2 separate regions of the Mus musculus genome follow, and region 1 is linked to region 2. Evidence: chromatin loops called from intact Hi-C (ENCODE). Cell type or tissue: left cerebral cortex. All regions are shown on one strand.

Evidence for each region. Peaks named below come from ENCODE experiments on the same cell type or tissue, not always from the same donor. Only the 100,000 strongest peaks of a DNase experiment are listed, where the experiment ranks them.
Region 1: a loop joins it to region 2, with 4 times the contacts of the local background. A loop is called at or near these places in 2 of 42 quality-filtered maps.

What each region holds. Positions count from the first base shown.
Region 1 is chr17:33,887,372-33,895,371 of GRCm38, reverse strand. Kifc1 (kinesin family member C1) reads left to right here and starts at 4,739. Exons shown (of 11, transcript NM_001195298.1): 1 at 4,739-4,894. The coding sequence starts at 4,877. It also overlaps a transcript of Smim40 not described here. In left cerebral cortex, CTCF peaks have their summits at 3,325 (motif pointing left) and 4,412 (motif pointing right); a DNase peak (open chromatin) is centred at 4,563; H3K4me3 peaks cover 508 bases.
Region 2 is chr17:33,389,764-33,397,763 of GRCm38, reverse strand. Zfp101 (zinc finger protein 101) reads left to right here and starts at 3,127. Exons shown (of 4, transcript NM_009542.2): 1 at 3,127-3,276. The coding sequence starts at 3,256. In left cerebral cortex, a CTCF peak has its summit at 3,178; DNase peaks (open chromatin) are centred at 3,093 and 3,764; H3K4me3 peaks cover 1,521 bases; H3K27ac peaks cover 873 bases.

The DNA of each region.
Region 1 (8,000 bases), 500 kb before region 2:
GTAGACCAGGCTGGCCTCGAACTCAGAAATCCGCCTGCCTCTGCCTCCCAAGTGCTGGGATTAAAGGTGTACACAGCCAAGCCTGGCTCCAACTCCTTTTTCATCTTTGTTGACTGCAACAAACTTCTTTCTCCTGGGCTGGTTCCACTCTGTTAGCAGCTTTCCTCAGCAGACAGCCCATGACTCTGGCATCTCAAACATCTTGGGGCCTCCAAGGCAACTTCAATGTTATAGCTTCTTGTTCCAGAGTGTGGGATCCACACATGACCTTGGGCTCCTCCAAAGGGCTTGGAGCTCTTTCACAGCTCTGCCCTCTGTAGCACTCTAAGCTTGGGTTGATCCACTCCACTGCTGCTGCTGTTCTTGGTGATCATCCCATGGTACTGACATCTCCAACACACCGGGGGCTTCTTTGCGCCTAGGCTTCACTAGTAGCCTCTCATTGGCTCTCTTCATGGTGCCAAGCCTCAAATCCTTTTTGTGACCCCTTCAGTCCTGGGCTGTCAACTACAACCGAGGCTGAACCATCACCTATGTCCTTCCATGGCCTTTCACAGTGCCAAGCCTCAGCTGTTCTTCATGACCTCTCCATACCTTCAAAACTGGTATCACCTGGGTGACACTTGCACATTACTAAGCACAGCTGCAGCACAAGTTTTAACTTGGCTATCTCTGGAACACAGCTTCTTTGTGCTCTCAGGAAACACTTCCCAGAAGATTTCACCTCAGTGATGCTGGTTTCTTCTTAATCATCACTAATTTCTTAGCTCCAGCCAACCAGCATCAATTATCCCAGTAGTTCCTTCTATTCTGGACTCTAAAGCCAGAGCCATGTGTCCAAAGCTGCCAAATTCTGCTGCTTGCTCAGGCTGGAACATGGCCCCTTGTTCTATTACATTATCACCAGCTTTCAGTTTTCCAACTCCTTCACTGCCTAGGTTTAGCTACCCTGGAGCTTGCTTCTTAGACTGACTTTGAACTCTGAGATCTGCATGCCTGGCTCCTAAGCACTGGCATTTGAAAGTGTGGTCCACCCAGACAGAATTTAAGTTTTTCTTCACCTAGAACTTGCATTGGCCTTGAACTCAGAGATCTGCTTGTCTTTGCCTCCTGGGACTAAAGGCTTGTGCTACCAAGCTCGGACCTTAATTATTCCGTTAATTCAACGTAATATCGGTGAGGACAGGACTCAGCTCCATTGCACTTCCTGGTGTCCATTTAATGCTCAAACCATATATTTTGTATTTTTCCTTTCTCAGCTTGCTGTGCTTGTTCAAAATGCTCTTCATGAGACTTAACCAGAGAACAAAAGTCTGTGATGGGCATTTCTGAGACTTCCCTTGTCAATGCAATTAATTTGATCTCTCTCTCTCTCTCTCTTTTTCTGAGACAGGGTTTCTCTATGTAGCCCTGGCTGTCCTGGAACTCACTCTGTAGACCAGGCTGGCCTTGTACTCAGAAATCTGCCTGCCTCTGCCTCCCAAGTGCTGGGGTTAAAGGCGTGCACCACCACTGCCCTGTTGAGTCTCTCTCTCCCTCTCTCTCTCTCTCTTTTTTTTTTTTTGTTTTTTCGAGACAGGGTTTCTCTGTATAGCCCTGGCTGTCCTGGAGCTCACTTTGTAGACCAGGCTGGCCTCGAACTCAGAAATCCGCCTGCCTCTGCCTCCCGAGTGCTGGGATTAAAGGCGTGCACCACCACGCCCGGCTCCTGCTGAGTCTCTTAACCTTAGCTTCAGGCAGACTCTTCAGAAAAGGGCAAGAAGTAGTCACATTCTACACCAAAATACCACAAGAACATTCTCTAGGCCACATATTGAAATTCTCCACTGAAACCTCTTGGGTTAGCTCATTAAGCCCCATTTAAAGCATTCCACTGCTTTCCAAACCCAAAGTTCCCAAATCCACATTCTTCCAAATTCAGGCCCATCACAGCAACACCTCAGTCCCTGGTCTGTCTTAGTTAGGGTTTTACTGCTGTAAACAGATACCATGACCAAGGCGAGTCTTATAAAGGACATTTAACTGGGGCTGGCTTACAGGTTCAGAGGTTCAGTCCATTATCATCAAAACAGGAACATGGCGACATCACGGCAGGCATGCTGCAGAAGGATCTGAGAGTTCTGCATCTTCATCTGAAGGCTGCTAGTGCCATACTGACAGGCAGCTAGGAGTAGGGTCTTAAAGCCCACACCCACAATGACACACCTAACCCAACAAGGCCACACCTCCAAGTAGTGACACTCCCTGGGCCAAGCATATACAAACCCTGACTATTGGCAAGGTTAAGCCTAAAGCAAATAACTAAAACAAGTATTTGTTTAAAATCGGGTCTGCCTAATAGAAGGATTACATATTGCCTCTCAAACCCCTCAGAGATCTGCTGACTATTGCATTTATGGTGTTTAATGAAAAAGGCTCCCCCTGACCACAAATACCAGCTCCTGATAGCAGCAGGAGGCTGTCTCCAAAGATTTGCGGCAACTCACTCCCCTGGAGCTCGCTTCAAGTGTGGTACTACTGACCACTGGGCAAAGAACTGCCTGCTGGCAGGACCTGCGCAATTTAAGAACAACATTGGGTTGACTGTTTCACCGAGGTGAGTCGTTCTCCCAAATTCCTTCTCTGCAGAAAAATCTTTCAGATCTTCTGGGTGTGGCTGCTGCAATCCGGGACTGCTCTGCCAGCCAGCTGAAGACTGACCTAGCCCCCAACGAAGCCACTGAGATCACCTCCTGTGAGGATTTCGTCTTGCTCTGGTAAGCCTCTGTTATTCTAATTGATACATAAGGAAGATATTTGTTTTCCCTTTGTTGTCCAAATGTATCCTTCTCTGAGCTCTGTGATGGAGCTTTGGCTGCATCAGACAGTTTAGCAGCAGCAGGCCGTCCTTCCTGAGCCAGCTCCTATCCCAAGGCTGCAGGGGCCAGGTCAGTCCATCCCATGTGTAAAATCTCACAGGTTGGTTTACCTTGCTGTCAGGCTTCATGCCAAGAAAGATAAACTCCCAAAACAGGTTTCAGTAGAAGACAAACTCACATTTTGTCACACACTAAAACTTTTGCTTTTTTTCTAGAAAGTCACTAGGGAAATACTGTCTAGTTTAAAATTATAACCAGTTTGGCGAATTATAACCAGAAATTTTCTAGTGTCCCCCCATTAACATTTGTAGACTTGGAAACATCTCAAGTAAGGTCTTTGGGGGCTGTAGATTTAGAGTTTGGTGTCAAGAAACATACTATTTGGGCTGGAGAGATGGCTCAGTGGTTAAGAGCACTGACTGCTATTCCAAAGGTCCTGAGTTCAAATCCCAGCAACCACATGGTGGCTCAAAACCATCCGTAATGAGATCTGGCGCCCTCTTCTGGAGTGTCTGAGGACAGCTACAGTGTACTTACATATAATAAATCTTTAAAAAAAAAAAGAAACTGCTGGGTGTGGTTGCGCACGCCTTTAATCCCAGCACTCGGGAGGCAGAGGCAGGCAGATTTCTGAGTTCGAGGCCAGCCTGGTCTACAGAGTGAGTTCCAGGACAGCCAGGGCTACACAGAGAAACCCTGTCTCAAAAAACCAAAAAAAAAAAAAAAAAAAAAAGAAACATACTATTTATTTATCCAGTTATGTATGTATGTATGTGTGTGTGTGTGTTTCTTTATTTATTTAAGACAGGGTCTCTCTACAGAGCCTGGCTGCCCTGGAATTTACTTTGTAGACCTGGTTGGCCTTGAACTCAAGAGATCTGTCTGCCTCTGCATTCTGAGTACTGGGAACTGGGATTAAAGGCGTGTGCCACCAAGCCTGGCTTCTAGTTTTGTTTTGATTTTTTAATCTAAAAGATTGTTTATTGACCTGGGCATGGTGGCACAGGGTAGCCCTAGCATCTCTGAGTTCAAGGCCAGCCTGTTCTACAAATAGAATTCCAAGACAGTCAGGGCTACACAGAGAAACCCAATCTCGAAAAAACAAAATAAATATATATGTAATTTATGTGTTTTATATATATATATATATATATATATATATATATGCTTATATATATAATACGTACTATTGGGTATTATTTATATGTGTAAAGATATATGTTTATGTATATAATACATATTGTTTATGTATAATATATAATATTGGAGGCAGGAGGGGCACAGAAAACTTTGTGGCGAATTAGTTCTCACCTTCCACATTATATGAGTTTCAGGGATAACCAGTTTGCTATCCTCCCGGCCCTACTCTAGATTTATGACTTTATTACATCTCCAGATATGGGTTCCACTTTTTCTTCTTTGAGGACAGGTCAGCGCCATCAACCAGCTTCCACTTTTCGGACCTGAGAAAGTGGACCAAGAGCGACCTCGGTGTAACAGTCTCCAGTCTACAGGGTTGGCGAGGAGGTGTGCAAGTTCAGCAGTATCCGCTAGGTGGCGCTCGCTCCGCCCCGACCCCGCTCAGGCACATGCGTATTGCCTCCCCCACGCCACTCCTCCACACAAGCGCACTTCTGACGCAACCAGAGACCTCAGGAAGCCGCGCTCGGCGCTCGGGAGGGGGAGAGGGAGAAAAGAGGAAGAGCGGATCCGGAAGTAGGATCCAAGGGGTCTAGTTCTGGTGCTCTAGCGGACTAGAAGAGTCGCGACTCAGGGGGCGTGGCCCCGGAGGCGGAGGGCACCGTGATTGGCTCGCGACCGCGGCGCCGGCGCGGATTGGCCTCTGCGGATTGAAGTGCGTTGACTGCGCGGAGGTTGAAATTCAAAAGTGGCGGGTGTGGCTGATTGGCCTGGCTCCTGGACAGCCTGGCTTCGGCGTTTTGCGGCGCGAGCCCTTGAGAGGACGCGGGTCTCATCGTCCTGCCTGCTGCCTTTGCACCCTTTCTGTGCGGACCACCATGGACGTGCAGGCGCAGGTGAGTGCGGCGGAGACGACCTCGCGCCAAGATCGGAGGACGCAGGCCGGCCGCCCGGAGACCCGCGTCCCGGGGACAGGTCGGGGCAAGCCGTCCTGCAGGGGAGGGTCGCACCGCCTCGCGCCCAGGACACCAGCGGCCGAGTCAGTGAGGGCAACACACACACACACACACACACACACACACACACACACACGGCGAGGTCCCAGGACAGTCGCAGCGACGTTGGCCCGCCATTCCAGTCGTGCAGGCGCGACCATCCCGTGTCCCTTATCCCCCTCCAGCATTTCCCATTTCGAATTCTCAAGCGGATTCGACATGTTTGTGCTTCTCAGTTCTTACAGATCGCCTTGTGGGAGAAGCGAGGGTTCTGAAAGAGGCCTTGTCGCTTGTCCGCAAAGTACCTTTCTTGCTGATGACCTGTTGTGTTGCTGCTGGATCGGGATAGAGGAAGGGGAGAGGAGAAATGGGGGCATCGGCCCAGAGGATCCTTATTCCCTCGCCTGCCTCTTCCTTTTGCTCATTTGGACTGCTGACTAGTTTATGGGGGTGCCCTTCTTCACCACAAGCATCTGAGGCGTATGTGTGTGGCAATTAATGGACTGATCTCTCTGGTGTCAGGAAAGACCGGCCTGCATTCTTTGTTTACCAGCATTTCAGTCTAGACTGACTCACAGTCGGTGTTCAGCTTGAAGAGACTTTCTGGTATACTCACAGCCAAAAGGGAGAGCACTGCACTGTGACAGGTGACAGTTAAAAAGTAAAATAGTTTTTCTCAGATTTGTTCCTGCAGTATTTGCCAAGCATCTTCTGGCCCTGCACAGCTGTACTTATGTAGGAGACAGGAGTCCTAGCTACCAGTGAGCTGACACTCCCTGGGGAGACAGACATAATACAATTTGTATCTCTATTGGGAGGGAGTGAAGGACAGTAAAGGTTCAAGCAGATGGAAGGGGAAGAAGAAAGCTAGGAGGAACAACATTAACTAAGGTATGGAGAGTTAAAACTGGAAGGAAGAGGTCTGTGGTGCAGTGCTAGGCGAGCATCCAAGAAACACCTGGGTCTATAGTCCCCTGAACCAAAAGCAACGAACCATCCTGAAGTCAGTTGTGCACCTGAGGTCACCTGTGTGGAGGCTCAGACCAGAGCTTGGAGATTCAGGCCAGTGATACATTGTCTCAAAAAAAAAAAAAAAAACCAATATAAATTTGACCTAGTAACCTGAAGCTGGTAGCATGCCCAAGAATAGCAGGGTTTGCTTGCTGATTTGTTGTTGTTGTTTTGTTTGTTTGTTGTTGTTGTTTTGTGGTTTGTTTGTTGTTGTTTTGTGGTGGTGGTAGCTGTTTTCCCTGTGTAACCCTGGCTGTCCTAGAACTCACTCTGTAGACCAGGCTGGCTTAGAACTCAGAGATCTGCCTGCCTCTGCCTCCCGAGTGCTGGGGTTAAAGGTGTGCGCCATCAGTGCCCAGCTGTACTGTGTGTTAAGTGTGTCTGAGAGAAGAGGTCCTTGTGTCTCCCTTTCGGCAGGGAGAGAGAGATTTATACTGGTTAGAGTTGTCCAGAAAAAGCATGAAAAACATAAAAGGTAGTGCTTTTCAATTACTCAGTAATAAAGTTGGGTTTTTTGTATTTTGAAATAGGGTCTTACCATGTTACTCTGGCTAGTCTAGAACTGGCTAGAACTGGTGTACCCACTGCTTCTGCCTCCAGAGAGTTGGGATCACCGCTCTTGGCTTTGTTATTGTTTACTTTTTTTTTTTTTAAGGAAAATGTATGAGAACCAATTTAGTGAACCATCTTTTTTTTTTTTTTTTTTTTTTTTAAATCGCTGTCAAGGTGTGACTTTTTACATTATGGTGTAACATTGTTCTCTACAAACTCTGCCTCCCTCATAGCTTAGCCTGGGATGCATATGGCTGTGGCAGCTAAGGAATTGGTTACTGTACTGGCTAATTTGTGTCTACTTGACACAGGCTGGAGTTATCACAGAGAAAGGAGCTTCAGTTGGGGGAATGCCTCCATGAGATCCAGCTGTAAAGCATTATCTTAATTAGTGATCAAGGGGGAAAGGCCCCTTGTGGGTGGGACCATCTCTGGGCTGGTAGTCTTGCTCTCTTCTATAAGAGAGCAGGCTGAGCAAGCCAGGGGAAATTAGCCAATAAAGAACATCCCTCCATGGCCTCTGCATCAGCTCCTGCTTCCTGACCTGCTTGAGTTCCAGTCCTGACTTCCTTGGTGATGAACAACAATGTGCAAGTGTAAGCCGAATAAACCCTTTCCTCCCCAACTTGCTTCTTGGTCATGATGTTTGTGCAGGAATAGAAACCCTGACTAAGATAGTTATTTTATAAGTTATAGAGATGCTGCAACCCCTTGTCCTGTCCTGTCCCTAACCCCACCCCATCCATGTAGCCCAGACTGACCTGGAATTTTATGTAGCTATGGATGGATGGCCAGGACAGCTTCTTTTAAATGCTCTACCCAGAGAGTCAGTGAGTTGAGTGCAAAGTTTAAAGTGCACACGAGCTGAGGGAGACTGGAAACAGTGGTGGGCCCATGCCCATGTTCACTGCCAGAAAGTTCAAGTAGTGCTGCAGCTATCAGCTTGGAGAGCTTAGGATTTGCAACCAAAGCTGTCTGTTTATTTACTCTGGGGTGTGTGTGGCTGCCATCGAGTGCCCTTATCTCCTGAGCTCCCTAACCAGCCTTTCTGTTTTGTGCTGGGATTGAATGGTTCTCGCCACATGTTCTACTCACAGGCCATCTCCAAGTCTCTTTTGTTCATTTGTCCAATTGTAATTAAACAGCCTTGCTAAGTTGCCTAGGCCAGCCTCAAGCTTGGAATCTTTCTGCCTCACCCTCTCCAATAGCTGGGATTATAGGCATCTGCTATCATGCTTAACCAAGATCATTATCCCGAAGCTGGACCAAAAGCAGTTAGTTCATTAGGCTTTGTAATATGTGCAGGGACCAGGTGTGGGGCATATGTCTGTAGTCCCAGCACTAGGGAGGCAGAGGCAGGTGGATTTCTGAGTTCGAGGCCAGCCTGGTCTACAAAGTGAGTTCCAGGACAGCCAGGGCTATAGAGAAACCCTGTCTTGAAAAA
Region 2 (8,000 bases):
TAGAACAAAAAGAAGCAAATACACTTAAGAGGAGTAGAAGGCAGGAAATAATCAAACTCAGGGCAAAATCAACCAAGTAGGAACAAAAAGAACTATATAAAATATCAACCAAACTAGGAGCTGGTTCTTTGAGAAAATCAAAAAGTTAGATAAACACTTAGTCAGACTAACCAGATGGCACAGAGACAGTGTCAAAATTAACAAAATCAGAAATGAAATTGGAGACATAACAAGGGAAAGCTTGGAAATTCAAAAAATAATCAGATCCTACTACAAAAGTCTAAACTCAACAAAACTAAAAAACCTGGATGAAATGGATGATTTTCTAGACAGCTACCAGGCACCAAAGTTAAATCAGGATCAGATAAACCATCTAAACAGCCTCATAACCCCAAAGGAAGTAGATGCTGTCATTAAGTCTCCCAACTAAAAAGAGCCCAGGGCCAGATGGTTTTAGTGCAGAATTCTATCAGACCTGTGAAGAAAATCTAATACCAAATACTTTTCAAACTATTCCACAAAATAGAAACAGAAGGAACACTACCCAATTCTTTCTATGAAGCCACAGTTACACTGACACCTAAACCACCAAAAGACCCAACAAAGAAAGAACTACAGACCAATTTGCTTTATGAATATCAATGCAGAAATACTCAATAAAATTCTCGTAAACCGAATCCAAGAACACATCAAAAAAATCATCCACCATGATCAAGTAGGCTTCATCCCAGGGATGCAGGGATGGTTTAATATATGGAAATCCATCAATGTAATCCAATATATAAACAAACTCAAAGAAAAAAAAACACATGATATTCTTATTAGATGCATAAAAAGACTTTGGCAAAAATACAACACCCATTCATGTTAAAAGTATTGAAGAGATCAGGTATTCAAGGTGCATACCTAAATATAACAAAAGCAACATACAGCAGACCAATAGACAACATCAAATAAAATGGGGAGAAACCCATTAAAATCAGGGACTAGACAAGGGTCTCCTCTCTCTCTCTCTCTCTCTCTCTCTCTCTCTCTCTCTCTCTCTCCCTGTCTCTCTCTCTCTCTCTTTCTCTCTAATATAGTATTCAAAATTATAGCCAGAGAAATTAGACAAAAAAAGAGATCAAAGAGATACAAATGTTGGTCTCATTTACTTCTTTTCTGTGAATTTCCTTCTTGGCAAAATAGTTGACTAGCTTTTATATATTCATTGACTATTTGTACTGGTTTTGAGAAGTTTCTGATTATAACCTTCACCCAGTCACTGGTTCTCTCTCTCTCTCTCTCTCTCTCTCTCTCTCTCTCTTTCTCTCTCTCTCTTTCTCTCTCTCTCATTCAATTTATTTCAATTCAGAACATATTCTAAAGGCAGAAGTAAAATCAGTAATTTTATAAGACCTATGTGTCTTTTGTGTGATCTACTTGACTGTTAGTATTTTATAAAAGGTATCTCATGTGTGACTTCATTTCTTAACATACCTTTTCACTGTGTTTTCTGGTCATTGAATAAGAGTTTAGTTGAAATGGTTCTATCTTTTCTTTCCATTGCTTTAAACAAAAGCAACTTTGTTTAGGGAAGGATGTATTTTATCTTATGGCTTAAAGTTCATCATGAAGGGAAATTATTAGAGTTCTTGAGAGTAACAAAGCTTACAGAATGAATCTTTCTATATGTATAGAAAAGGGGTTTACTGGAAAGACTCACAGGCTGCGGTCTAGCTAATCCAACAATGGTTGGCTGTGGATGGAAAGCCCAAGAATCCTGTAGTTTCTCAGACCACGAGGCTAAATGTCTCAGCTGGTCTTCAGCTTATGCTGGAATCCCTAAAAAGTAAGGTTCTGATGCCAGTGAAGGAATGGACATGCTAGCAAGGCTAGGGCAAGCAGGCAGGAGCAGAAGCTTCCTCGTCCAGCTCTAGCAAAGCCTGTAGCCTAGATTAGAGCTGATTCAAGGTTTGGTTCAAAGGCCTGGGACTCCCTACCTCAAAGGTCCAGACCTGAAGCAGAATCACCGACTCCAAAGCAAGCAAAAAGTTCTCACAGGTATGTCCTCCATTCCCAGATTTGATTTCATGACTAACAGAGTCAAGTTGACAACCAGAAAAATAATCATCACAGGACTCAAGAAGAAATTTGGAGGTGGGAACTGAAGTAGAGGTCATGGGGAAATACTGCATGTTCACTCTCCCTTTTTATACAGCCTAGGCCTATCTACCTAAGTATGCATTAATACAGTAGATTGGAAACCCCCCCCCCCCCACACACACACATCATTCTTTAATCCAAAAATATTCTACAGTCTTGCCTATAGCCAATCTAATGGAGGCATTTCTAAGTTGAGTTCCCTTCTCTCAGATGACCCCCACTAACATCAAGTCGACAAAAGGCCAACCAGTACCGGAGCGAAAGCCTCTTCTTTGCTTACAAGTTTTTTTCTATTTACATTATTAATTCATATATGTTGCTTTCTGCTCTTGGCTTGGTTTATAGTAATAATGTTCAATACCCAGAAGTAGTCCAAGTAAAGCCTGTAAGAAGAGACATTTGCAAAAGCATATGTCTTTATCAAACGTGTTTTAAAATATTATTTCTTCAGACAAAGCTTTAACATATTTGTACAGGTTTCTTTCAAACCTGGGGCTCAATCAACATTTTAAATCTTAACTTTCAAAAAATATAGGTGCAAAAGTCCATTTGCCTCATCTCAGATTCTTAAGTTGGCACTCATTATTGGCACTGTCCTCTCCTGACCGGGTAACCTTCTCTGTTTGGGGTCATGGGTTTTCCTTTCCCTACACTGAGTCTGGGATGTCCAGAGCCAATCTGTAGCGCTATTTTATGTGAAACAGTAGAAGCCCACTGAGTACACGACAAAGCGAGTGCGTGCACTAAAATCCCAGAAGGCGTCGTGCTTAAATGCAAGGATCCCACATATTTACTCCAAACGGAACGTCTGGGTTAAGATTGGGTGTTGCTCTATCTTTTTTTTTTTTTTTTTTTTCCCCATTTGCGTCAAGTATGGGAGAGGTTGTTGATCCTGCTACTCACGAATAAGAAGGCGGGTCCAGCATCTTTCGCCAATCAGAGCCGCTGTTACTTCCTTGCTGGAACTGTCAAATGAGGAACACGGATGTTCTGAAGTTTCTGCCCCTGGCTCCATTTTTGAATCCCGTGTAGCTTTTGTGAGGTGTTGTGACAGCTGGTTTCAGTCAGTGCCACCTATTTTGTCGGCAGGCTCTTCCGAAGGACCCCCGCATGCGTCCGAAGCTGGAAATGGTGAGTACACGGTTGCTCCCGGAGTCGTGGGCCGCGGCTTTGACGTAGCCTGGCGCAGCTTGGCACCGCCGACCCGACGTTCCTCTGGCGCTGTGCTGCAGTTCGAGGTGGAGCTTGGCACCGGCGGAGCCAGGAGTCGGAGGCTCCTCCTGCCCTGTCGCTGTAAAACTGCTTTATCCCAGTCCCTTGGCTATCATGGGGAATGAGCTCGGTGGTCCTGCACCCTGCAGACTTTGCAGCGCTCACGGGTTGGTGATGCGGTCTGGTCAGTGTAGTGAAAGGACGTGGGTGTTGAGCGTTACTGCTGGTCTGACCTTGCACTTGCGTTTGGCCTGCTTTATTGTTTTCTGAGGTCTCCTTGATTTTGTATTAGTTTTGCTCTAGGCTGCTTCTCCAAAGAGAAGGAATATGTAATGTGCTTTTGGTGGCAGTGGTGCTGGTGAGTTTTTGATTGGTTGATTTCTTTGTTTTTCAGACAGGGTTTCTCAGTAGCCCTGGCTACCCTGGAACTCACTTGGTAGACCAGGCTGGCTTCGAACTCAGAGATTCTCCTGCCTCTGCCTGTAATGTGTGTTTGTTTGTCTTCTTTCCTTTCTTGGAACTCATTACGTAGACCAGGCCTACCTTGAACTCAAGAGATCTGCCTGCTTCTGCTTCCTGAGAACTGCAGTTTAGATGCGAGCACCATCATGCCCTACAAGGTGGGCTCCTTAATTAGTATTTACCAAGATTACAGTCCTCTAGAAAAATATTAACATCTTCGGTTGTTTCCTTTGCCCTTATGTAAATCGTTTTTCTAGACAGTGTAATTTGCGACTAGGGAAAGTGTGGACAGGGGCCATCTGGGAGAAAAACATACGTGTCTTCTATCTTCTGGATGAGGTATTTTTTTGAGAGTTGGTTTGAGTGCACAAAACATTTCAAATTTTATTAGTGTTGTTCATGTGTGGTGAGCCAATCTTTGGGCTCCCGTGCCATAGTATATACTGTGCAGGTCAAAGGACTCCCTTGTGGGGTTGGAGTTGGTTCTCCTGTCCATTCCCTGGGTTCAGGGATCAAACACAGGTCACAACGCATGCTTGACGACTGCTTTTGCCTGTTGACTCATTTCTTCGGCTTCATTTATTTTTACTTTTACTTTTATTTTAAAACCGGGTTTCATAGATCCCTGGCTATCATGAAACTCCATATGTAGATGACCTTGAACTTGGGATCCTCCTGCCTTCAGGTTTTAGGATTTCAAGGCATGAGCCAGCACACTTGCTTTGATGTGGTGCTGGTGCTGGGACCGAGGGTGGGGGTGGGGGGGCGTCTCCATACTAAGTAAACATTCTACAGAGTCAGCCCTGTGCTCATCCTGCTGTACAGTTTTTCTCCCTTAGATTCTGGCAGGAAGATCCCAGGATTTTCTCTTTAGCAGCATGTGTGTCATTGACTGCTTAGTGGCAAGCATGGAATGCATACTAATTTTTTTTATTTCCAGGCAGAGTTTTACTGTGTGTAGCCTTGGCTGGCCTGGAACGTGCTATATAGATGAGGCTTGCCTTGAACTGACAGAGATCAGCCTGCCTCTGCCTCCTAAGTGCTAGGATTAAAGGCGTGCGCCACCACACACAACCTGGAGATATAAGATTTTCAAGTATGTTACCATGATTCTCTGAATTTCTTTGGTGTCTATTGGAATGCCTCCTTCCTCAGCTCCCATTTCATTAATGTGTGTCTTGTTTTATTTGGCTAAGGGTTTATCAATTATGTTTATCTTTTCAACACCAACTCAATTTTGTAGAATGAATATATATATATATATATATATATATTATGTGAACATTTCGCCTGACAGAAAAGATATGTAACATGTTTCCCAGATGCTCACAGAGGTTAGAAGAAAACATTAGATTCATGAGGGAGTTATAGATGGTTCTGGTCCATTATGTAAGTCCTGGGAACTAAACTCGGATCCTCTGCAAAAGGCACACATGCTCTTCTGAGCCATCCCTCCACTTCAGTGGGTTTTATTTTGTTTTTTAGTTAATTTTTTACTTAATTTCAGACTTGATCGTCATTATTTCGCTCACTTAGGGATTTGGACTTTGGGATCTTGTTTTCCCAAAGCCTTCAGGTGCTTCTTCAGGTTGTTCATTTAAGATCTGTCTAATTTATTTTGGAAAAAGATATATTTTGGGGTTTGTGTTGTTCGTGTTCCTGTGCACATCTGCATGTATGCTTGGGTTTCTGCAGAGGTCAGAAGACAGTGTTGGATCCCCTAGAGCTGGACTTACATGTAGGTATGAGCCACCTACTATAGGAGCTGGAAACCAAACTTGAATCCTCTGGAAGAGCCACAAGAGGCCTAACTGCAGAGCCATCTCTCCATCTTCCTGTCTGACTTTTTCTGTCAAGTACAAAATCATGTTTTATAGGAAAAGCTTGAATAATATTGCCCTAGTTCCCAAGATGATGTATTTATTCTCCCTAACCGTCTGAGAAGGATGTATAGATCCCATCCCAGTGTGCAGGGGTTAAAAGGATTTGGCAGTCTTCAAGGTAACAGCAAATTCTTCTCAAAAACCTTGAGTTGCAAGGCACAGTGCCATGAATTCTACCTCTATAGCACTGAGCTCTGGAGATAGGAACCGGGGTGCAGGAGAATGAGTGGAGGGTATGAACCCTAAGACTCAAGGACTGGGAGGAGATGGTTCTACCTTATACTAAGGAGTTCTCACTTCACTTTTGGGGAGCAGGGTAGGGAGGGGACAGCTGTGCTTCTGATAGCCTGCGGGATCAGGTCTAAGCAGAAAGGAGCCCCTAATCCCACACTTGCAGCTTGCAGACCTATAGGACTCTAATGCCTGAGGACAAGTCAGAGATCCAGAGTTTCCTTAGGGGGAGTTAAGGTCTGAGTGGAAGGCAAATGACATAGTCGGGGGGTCAGGGAGTCCTCTGGGTCAGCGGCAGCACAGAATCCACTGAACTCCCTGCCGAGTGAGAGAAAAGTCTCCAAGTATGCAGGTTTCTGAGTCAGAAATTATAGGCTGGAAGAGGTCATGGCAGAGTCACTAAGGTAGAAATCACTGATAGAGAATGCTGGCTGAGAGCTCGGTGTGATTTGGCTGAAAGTCAGGGTATTCTAGATCCCTTACAGAAAGAATCAAAGGTGACAGGTTGGACATCAGAGCCCCTGCTTCTCACCTGTACATGTCCTGTGACATAGTAGGAGTTGGAGGGACAGGGTAGAACAGGGTAACAAAATGTGGTTGACATTGTCCTGGTAGTTTTCCATGTTATCTGTGAGACCCAGGGAAACCCCTCTAAACAGCAGGAAATCCTAGAGGCACTAGGAGGGAGGGTCCCAGGCATCTGAGCCCCAACATCAGGGGACGCCACCACTCTTCCAGGGTGGGCTGCTAGTGATAGAGATTCTCTTCCTGATCAGCACAGAAGACACCAATGTGGAAGTAGATCATTTTCAGTGGATTGTTCTCTGAAATACTCCCTCCCTCCTGGTTGCTTAAGTGTGTGTCTTATGTTTGAGTGGGATGGTCTATGTATGTTTACTTGGTTCATTTGTTTTATGGTGTCTTATTTATTTGTTTGCTTATTTATCTATCTTTTGAGACTCAGTCACTAAACATAAACAACAAACAGAGGTGGACCCAATTTTGTAAAAGACATACCGCTTGATCTAAAATTACAGCTGTGGCTGGCCTGCAACTTGCTATGTAGGCCAGGGTGCCCTGAAACTCATGGAGATCTACTAGCCTCTGCCTTCTGAATACTGAGATTAAAGGCATACTCCACCACCCCTGACCTAATAATGTCATTGAATTACAGATTTTCTTTTTCTTTTTTATCTAGTTTATTTGCTGACTAGTGAATCCTGAGTCTTACTAAATTTGAATTAACCTGTGACTTTTCTATGTAGTTGTTCTATGATGGAATTCTATTGGCTGTGTCTTTTCAAGCCAGACAGAAAACCAACAATAGACCAAAGTATGGTACCTACCAGAGTCCAGCTTGGTAAACCAATGAGTTTTATTGGGGTTATTATAGAAATATGAGAGAAGAGTTACTTATAGGTTCAGAAATGAATCAAGAATAGCTGTATCACCAAAGCCAACCATGCAGTATGGGTGACATTTTAGGAAGCTGGACACCTGGAGAACCCTAGACAGCCAGTGAGGTAGACACTGTCCTTTTCAGGTAGGTACCTTCTGGCCCTCTTCCAAAGGGGGTTGAGCAGTCTCTCGGGCCGCTCTGCTGGTCTGAGCCTTTACTAGGCAACTCACTTTGTAGAAATGTCTCTCTTTTTGAGACAGCAATTCATGATGTAACTCTGACTGTCCATGAAGTCACTATGTAGACTATGATGGCCTTGATCCACCTGCCTCTGCCTCCCAACTGCTAGAATTAAAGGTATGCACCACTATGTCTGACCATTAATAGCTCTTAGTGTTAAAATCCTAATTGTTACCTTATGATCAAAAATAGATTTCATCTTAGGTAAAAGAATAGTAGCTGGTATTCCAAGCTAATGAAATGAAGAAGGTGCAGCTATACTTTATCTGACAGAATAGACTTCAAACTAAAACTAGTCAAAAGAGATAAAAAGTGTCACTTCATCTCATTGTAGAAATAATCCACCAAGAAGACATTTCAACAATAAACATATAGAACAGAGGTGCACCTAATTTTGTTAAAGACATACAGCTACATCTAAAATTGCA